Linked DNA regions of Homo sapiens: region 2 is linked to region 1. Evidence: read pairs that join two places in POLR2A ChIA-PET (ENCODE). Cell type or tissue: K562. All regions are shown on one strand.

Region 1 (4,000 bases):
ATGGGCTTTCACAATCTTGGCTATGGGGTAAATCCTTGACCCACTAGGGCCTTTTCCCTGACATGAAGAGCTGCCTAAAGATTCCACGGAGATGTTACTCCAAAAGGGAAACCCACACAGAATCACACAGGCATCCAATCCTGGAGCAGCCTCTGTCAGGCATCATTTTGAGGGCCTAGATACCAGGAATATACAAACATGCACTGCCTCTGCACTGCTTCAAGGAGAGAGAGGGGAGACTAGATAATCCCATCACCCCCGGGAGGATCCCTGCCATGCTGTTGTGGTCTACTGTTGAGACTGAGTCATGAACAGACTCAGAGTAGTATCATACAAAGATCACACTACTGCATGAACCCAAAATCAAAGCCAAAGTATTTTTTAAAAATCTCCCCTACAAAAGCAAATTCAAAAATTGGAACAAGCAACTGATACATCAGATATACAGATATCAATGGAAGAACATAGGAAACATGAAAAAGCATGGAAATATGACACCACCAAAGGACCACAACAAGTGTCCAGCAACCAATAATGGTGTGGCTTTGTGTCCCCACCCAAATCTCATGCCAAATTGTAATCCCCACATGTTGAAGGAAGAACCTGGTGGGAGGTAATTGGATCATGGGTGGGTGGATTTCCCCCTTGCTATTCTTGTGATAGTGAGTGAGTTCTCACGAGATCTGGTTGTTTAAAACTTTGTAGTCTTCCCCTTTCGCTCTCTCTTCCTCCTGGTTTGGCCATGTGAAGACATGCCTTGCTTCCCCTTCACCTTCTGCCATGATTGTAAGTTTCCTGAGACCTCCTCAGCCATGTGGAACTGTGAACCAATTAAACCTTTTTTCTTCATAAATTACTCAATCTCAGCATCAGTGTGGCCTGGATGTGAGACAAGGTGTCAAAAAAGATTATTTTGGAGCTTTAAGATTTAACGACTGCCATGCTGGGTTTTGGACCTGCATGTGGCCTGGAGCACCTTTGTTTTGGCCAATTTCTCCCTTTTAGAACAGAAGGATTTACCCAATGCTTGTACCCCCATTTTATCTGGGAAGTAACAAACTTATTTTTGATTTTACAGGCTCATAGTTGTAAGGGACTTGCCTTGTCTCATATGAGACTTTGGACTTAGACTTTTGAGTTAATGCTTAAATGAGTTAAGACTTAGGGGACTGTTGAGAAGGCATGACTGTGTTTTGAAATGTAAGAAGGACATGAGTTTTTGGAGGGGTCAGGGGCGGAATGATATGGTTTGGCTCTGTGTCCCCACCCAAATCTCGTGTCAAACTGTAATCCCCACATGTTGAAGAAGGGAACTGGTGGAAGGTGACTAGATCATGGGAGGAGATTTCCCCCTTGCTGTTCTCATAATAGTGAGTAAGTTCTCACAAAATCTGATAAAAGTGTGTAGCGCTTCCCCCTTCACTCTTTCTTCCTCCTGCTTTGGTCATATGAAGATCTGCTTGCTTCCTCTGTTCTTTCCACCGTGATTGTAAGTTTTTTGAGATCTCCTCAGCCATGTGGAACTGTGAGTCAATTAAACCTCTTTTCTTCATAAATTACCCAGTGTCAGGAATAGCAGTGTGAGAACAGTTTAATAGAGATACCAATGAAAAAGAATTTCTTGAAATGCCGGGTAAATAATTTAAAATATTGATTTTTAAAGATAGTAAAATGCAAGAGAAATCTGAAAACCAATACAAAGAAATCAGAAATCAATTCAGGATATGAATGAGAAATTTACCAAGGAGATAAATAGCATTTTAAAAAAATAAGCAGAAATTCTGGAACTCAAAAATTCATTGAAGGAAATACAACATACACTTTAAAGCTTAAATCATATACTAGACCAAGCAGAGATAAGAATTTCAGAACTTGAACACATGTCTTTTGAAATAATCCAGTCAGACAAAAATAAGGAAAAAAGAATAAAAAGAATGAACAAAGCCTTTGAGATGTCTAGGACTAAGTAAAGGGACTGAACATGGACTAAATAAAGCAACTGAACTTATGAATTATCAGTATCCTGAAAGGGAAGAGAGATCAAAAGGTTTAGAAAACATATTTTAAAAAATCATCAATAACAACCTCCCAAGTCTGTCAAGACTGTTAGACAACCAGTTCAGAAGTCCAGTGATTCCCCAGGCAAACACATTACAAAAAGGAATTCACCATTATATATTATGTTCAGAATGTCTAAAGTCAAAGTAAAAGAAAGAATTTTTAAATTAGCAAGAGTAAAGCATCTACTCATCTATAAAGGAAACCCCATCAGACTAATAGCAGACTTTTCAGCAGAAACCTTACAGGCCAGAAGAGAAAGAGATGGCATTTTCAAAGTGCTGAAAGGAAAAAAAAAACTGTCAGCCAAGAATTTTGTGTCCTGCCAGAATAAGCTTCATAAGTGAAGGAGAGATAAAGTTCTTCCCAGACAAGGAAACATTTAGAAAAATTATCACCACTAGATTGGACCTACAGGAAATGCTCAAAGGGGTCTTAAACATGGAAACAAAAGGTCATTGCTCACCATCACAACAACACATTGAAATATAAAACTCACAGTTCATATAAAATAATCACACAAGGAAGAAGAGAAAAAAATAAAATGGCATAACAGAATTTCATCAAACTACAAAGACAAAAAAAACAGAAAAAGAGGGAAACAATTTATAAAATAACTTGAAAACAATCAGCAATATGACAGGAACAAAGCCTCACATATCAATATTAACCTTGAATGTGTGACTCCCAAAAATCTGAGACAGGTCCCAGTTAATTTAGAAAGTTTATTTTGCCAAGGTTGAGGATGTGCACCCATGACACAGCCTCTGGAAGTCCTGACAACATGTGCCCAAGGCAGTCAGAGCACAGTTTGGTTGTATACATTTTAGGGAGACACGAGACATCAATCAACATATGTAAGGTGAACATTGGTTTGGTCTGGAAAGGCAGGACAAGCCAAAGCAGAGAGGGGTCTTCCAGGTCATAGGTAGATAAGAGACAAATGGTTACATTCTTTTGAGCTTCTGATTAGCCTCTCCAAAGGAGGCAATCAGGCATCCCTTTATCTCAGTGAGCAAAGGGGTGACTTTGAATAGAATGGGACGCAGGTTTGCCCTAAGCAGTTCCCGATTTGACTTTTCTCTTTAGCTTAGTGATTTTGGGGGCCCATATTTTCCTTTCACAAATGTAAATGGATTAAATGTCCACTATTAAATACATATTGGAAGAATGGATTAAAAAAATAATCCAACTAAATGCTGACTATAAGAAACTCACCTTACCTATAAAGACACATATAGACTGAGAGTAATGGGGCGTAAAAAGATATTCCATGCAAATGGAAACCAAAGTTGAGCAAAAGTAGCCACACTTATATCAGATAAAACACTTTAAATCAAAAATAGTAAAAAAAAAAAAAGACAAGATAATTATGTAATGATAAATTCAACAAAACGTTATAACAATTCTAAATATATATGAACTCAACATCAGAGCACCCAAATTCACAAAACAAATATAAGCAAAACTAAAGAAAGATAGGGCAATGCAATAATAGTGGGGGAATTTAACATGCCACTCACACACTAGCCAGATCATCATGTCAGAAAATCAGCAAACAAACATTGGACATAAACTGGATTTTATATCAAACTTAACAGACATTTACAGAACATTCTACCCAACAACTACAGAATGTACAGTCTTTTCCTCAGGATATGGAACATTTTGCAAGATAGATCAGATATTAGGCCACAAAACAAGTCTTAATGAATTTTTTAAAAACTGAAGCCATATCAAGTATCTTCTCAGGCCACAGTGAAATAAAACTAGAAATCAATACTAAGAAGAAGTTTGGAAACTATACAAATACATGGAAATTAAACAGCATACTCTTGAATAATCACTGGGTCAATGAAGAAATTAAGATGGAAATTAGAAAATTTTTTGAAATGAATGAAAATGAAAACACAACATACCAAAACCTGTGAGATACAGCAAA
Region 2 (4,000 bases), 210 kb after region 1:
TCTATTTCATTTTAGATATTTGCCCACAATCTTACTGCCTCCCACTTTAAAGCATAAGTGCAATGATCGCATGCATTTGACCTGCTTTGGATCTGCCAAGGCACTTATGTACTCTTTATCAAATAATAGGTGCTGATAATGGAGGATTCCCATTCCAAGCAAAAGGACAGCCAGCAGAGCTCACTTCAGCAGCCCAGAGTGTCCCTCGTGGCCATACCAATTGACAAGCATAGACCAAACAGGGCTATTCCTCACATTTCTCTTGCAATATTTATACCCATACGCATAACTTTTGAGTAAACTGTTCCATGATAATTGTATTTGGCCTGTTTACTGCCAAGACTTTAGTTTTAGCAAAAACTTTAGACATGCAACAGAAAAAAGAATAAGAACATCAGGCTCCTGAAAATAAAGTTATTAGAAAGGCAAAAAAGGGGATGAAACATCACATTGAGACTAATACAAAGTGACTTTAGAAGCCATTTAAAGTGAACAACATAACATGCAGAACTGAAGCAAACTGCAACACCAATGAAATGTTAACACAATGTATTTTTATCATTCACTGTGATTGTTTTCTCTCTGCAGAGTAAGACAAACAATAGTCACGTCAAAGCTCAAATCTTTTCCCCTGAATACTCTGACTGAAGTTGGGCGGGACCTCAATGACCATGGAGCTGCCAGCGACATGCTCATTTTTTGAAATGAATACTATACTGAAACTGATGTTTTCAGATGCCACCTGCATAACCCTGGAACTTCTGTTATTTCCATGCCTCCTGCACCAAGGAATCAATACTCAGAATGCTACTGTTACTGCTCTCCACATGTGGACAGTAACATTTATGGTCTTTTCATGTGAATAGCAACACATCTTTACAGCATGCCTGCCTGAGCTAGGCCCTGTAGCTCTGAAATAAACATTTTCCTTACTTATTATATATATATGAGCTCTGGTCTCATTACCAGCATGCTTCATCACACAGTCAACGTCATGCTCATGATTCTCTAATTCGAGCTTGTCCAACCTGTGGCCCACGGGCTGCTTTGAATGCAGCCCAACACAAATTCATAAACTTTCTTAAAACATTGTGGGATTTTTTTTAAAGCTCATCAGCTATTGTTAGTGTTATTGTATTTTTTGTGTGGCCCAAGACAACTCTTCTTTCAAAGCGGCCCAGGGAAGCCAAAAGATTGGACACCCCTGCTCTAACTGGTTTTCTAGCTAAGTTTGTCTTTTTTTTTTTTTTTTTTTTTTAATTCTCCAAATCCATACATATAACTGCCTGCTTGGTGCCTCCTCTTGGATATTTATGAGGCAACTCCAAAATCAAACTCATATTTCCCATAAACCCTATTCAAAATAACACCACTATCACTGCTATTATTAATCATCATAGCTCCAGAGATACACTGTTGCTTTTATTCCCCAATTTTGCAGCTCAGTAAGAGGTTAGAGTGAGTAGATAATTCGTTCAGTCATATAGACAGAATGGTAGAACTAGAATTTGAACGCATACAGGGTTTATCCAGAGTCCACGTTGTTAACCACCATCTCCTTACCACAGTTCATGGCTTCAGCCCTCACTGAGTTACTTAAGTCAAAACTGCAGCATCACTCTCTCTACCTCTATCTCCTTTACCCATCCCCTCCATAACCAATGTGGCTACATGCCCTGTCCATCTCCTGAATTCCTCTGGAAGCCATTTACTTCTGTCTACCACCACTACCACCACTCTACTCTAAATAATGACCAACTCCTACTTAGGCAGTAACTGCCATAGGCTTCCAGTCCCCATTTAGACCTTGTTTTAAAGTGATCATAAACAAAATGACAACATGAGCAATGAAATCATGTGGCAGTATTTTGTCAGAAGGTGGTCATCCAGATAATCTAGAATATGTGTATTTAAAGAAACTAGACTACTACTGTGAACAATTTCAGAATCCTTTCTTAATTCCTCAGTAGATCTGTGATGCCCCAGGCGCTGAGTTAACCCAGACTCATTCTTCAGACGGCAGCTCCAAAGTCATTCATCAGGGAAGAAGCATTGCCTGACCCTCAGAAAAGGTTGGATGTTAACAGCAGTTGATACGTCTTCATAATGCTCACCACATTGTAACCAGGTGATTCATGTCTCTGCCCTCCTAGATAGAAAGCTTCATAAGGGCAAGGACTGAAATGTGTGCCTTTCCCATCCTGGTCTCAATTACCTAGTAGTGTTTGGCAAATAGTGAGTTTTCAAATATTTGTAGGATAAATGGAATTTTTCTATAATTAGAATGGCCTTAATATTTTCTAACTCTGAAGATAATACATAGCATGTATTTATATAGAAAAAGTTAAGAAAGTAAAGTCATTTCTTTTCTATTTTTTCTTCATATTGTGCTTGGTGAATATTTTCACCTGCTGTGTAACAACTTTGTGTGAAGTGCTGTTAAATAACATGTATCTAATGAAAAAATCCATGGAATTTTCTCTCATTATGCACCAAATATGCATCAATTCTGGAAAAGACTCAGCACTAATTTTTCCCTTGCTCTTTTTTTTGCCATACTGAACTTTACAACATCAGCTCCTAATTGGACCTGGAGAGCTCAAGGAACATCCCCTTAAATGTTCCTTTCCAGGCTGGGCGCAGTGACTCATGCCTGTAATTTGGAAGGCCGAGGCGGATGGGTCACCTGAGGTCAGGAGTTCGAGACCAGCCTCGCCAACCTGGTGAAACCCCATCTCTACTAAAAATACAAAAATTAGGTGTGCGCCTGTAATCCCAGCTACTCGGGAGGCTGAGGCAGGAGAGGTGCAGTGAGCTGAGATGGTGCCATTGTACTACAGCCTGGGTGACAGAGCGAGACTCTGTCTCAAAAAAAAAAAAAGTTCCTTTCTTCTTCATACCACAGAAGGCAGTGGAGTCAGTTGCATCATGTCATAATTGAGGATTCCACTATTTATGCTTAGCAAAAAAATAAAATGGAATAAAATAACAGCATAAAATAACAAGAGTAAATAAAAAATAAATTTAACGCGGGAGACTCCATCTGCCACTCCTCTTAACTCACTTGAAATAGGGAACATGAATCTTCTGCACCCTTGGCTCTTCTCAGTTCTGACCTTGCTTACCTTTCTTAGTGAGATCATCTTGTTGCACACATGGTAAATTTAGGAATTTTCATGGAAATTTTTAATATACTCAATTTTTACCACATGACCAACCTTAGACTCTATTCCCGGAGTAAGATTTTGTTCTGCATTGTATCCTGTTCTTCCCTCTCCGCTTTTGCTCATGGTGTCAGCTTAGGGTGGATGTCCTTCTTCCCATTTACTATTTATTCATTCTTCAAGGCCCAGCTCAAATATCATTTTCTCAGTTAGACCATCATCACTGCCTGGCTCAGAATTCATCAAAACTTCTACTGTAGCCTGGGTGCAGTGGGTCACGCCTGTAATCCTAGCACTTTGGGAGGCCGAGGCAGGCGGATTACCCGAGCTCAGGAATTTGAGACCAGCCTGGGAAACATGGTGAAACCCCGTCTCTACTAAAATACAAAAAAAAAAAAAAAAAAAAAAAAAAAAATTAGCCGGGTGTGGCAGCATGTGCCTGTAGTCCCAGGTACTCGGGAGGCTGAGGCAGAAGAATTGCTTGAAGCCGGGAGGTGGAGGTTGCAGTTAGCCGAGATAGTGCCGCTGCACTCCAGCCTGGCAACAGAGTGAGACTCTGTCTCAAAAAAACCCCCCAAAACAAACAAACAAACAACTTCTACTGTAAAATTTTCTACTGCTGTTTACCACTTCTGGCTGTCTGCTGTGGGTTACAGCTGGCTGCCCAATGTTAGAACTGGATTGCAAGCTTCTGGAGCACGGGTACTACATTCATTTTGTATCCCTGTTGGTTAGCCCTGTGCCTAAGCTTTTTACGATTTACATTTGGTACTTTAAAAAATCATGACATTTTCTTTGACCAACAACTTATAAAAAATCTGTGATGCAAACTCCAA

Evidence for each region. Peaks named below come from ENCODE experiments on the same cell type or tissue, not always from the same donor. Only the 100,000 strongest peaks of a DNase experiment are listed, where the experiment ranks them.
Region 2: POLR2A ChIA-PET joins it to region 1 with 5 read pairs; 2 of 35 experiments call an interaction of 5 or more read pairs at or near these places.

The regions. Positions count from the first base shown.
Region 1 is chr2:168,952,871-168,956,870 of GRCh38, reverse strand. All of the region lies in intron 19 of ABCB11 (ATP binding cassette subfamily B member 11), which reads left to right. Among named protein-coding and RNA genes, the nearest start is that of G6PC2, 54 kb to the right of the region's middle. In K562, no CTCF peak of the experiment used is centred here; no DNase peak of the experiment used is centred here.
Region 2 is chr2:168,738,632-168,742,631 of GRCh38, reverse strand. The region is part of intron 8 of CERS6 (ceramide synthase 6); the gene reads right to left. Among named protein-coding and RNA genes, the nearest start is that of CERS6-AS1, 46 kb to the left of the region's middle. In K562, no CTCF peak of the experiment used is centred here; a DNase peak (open chromatin) is centred at 1,651.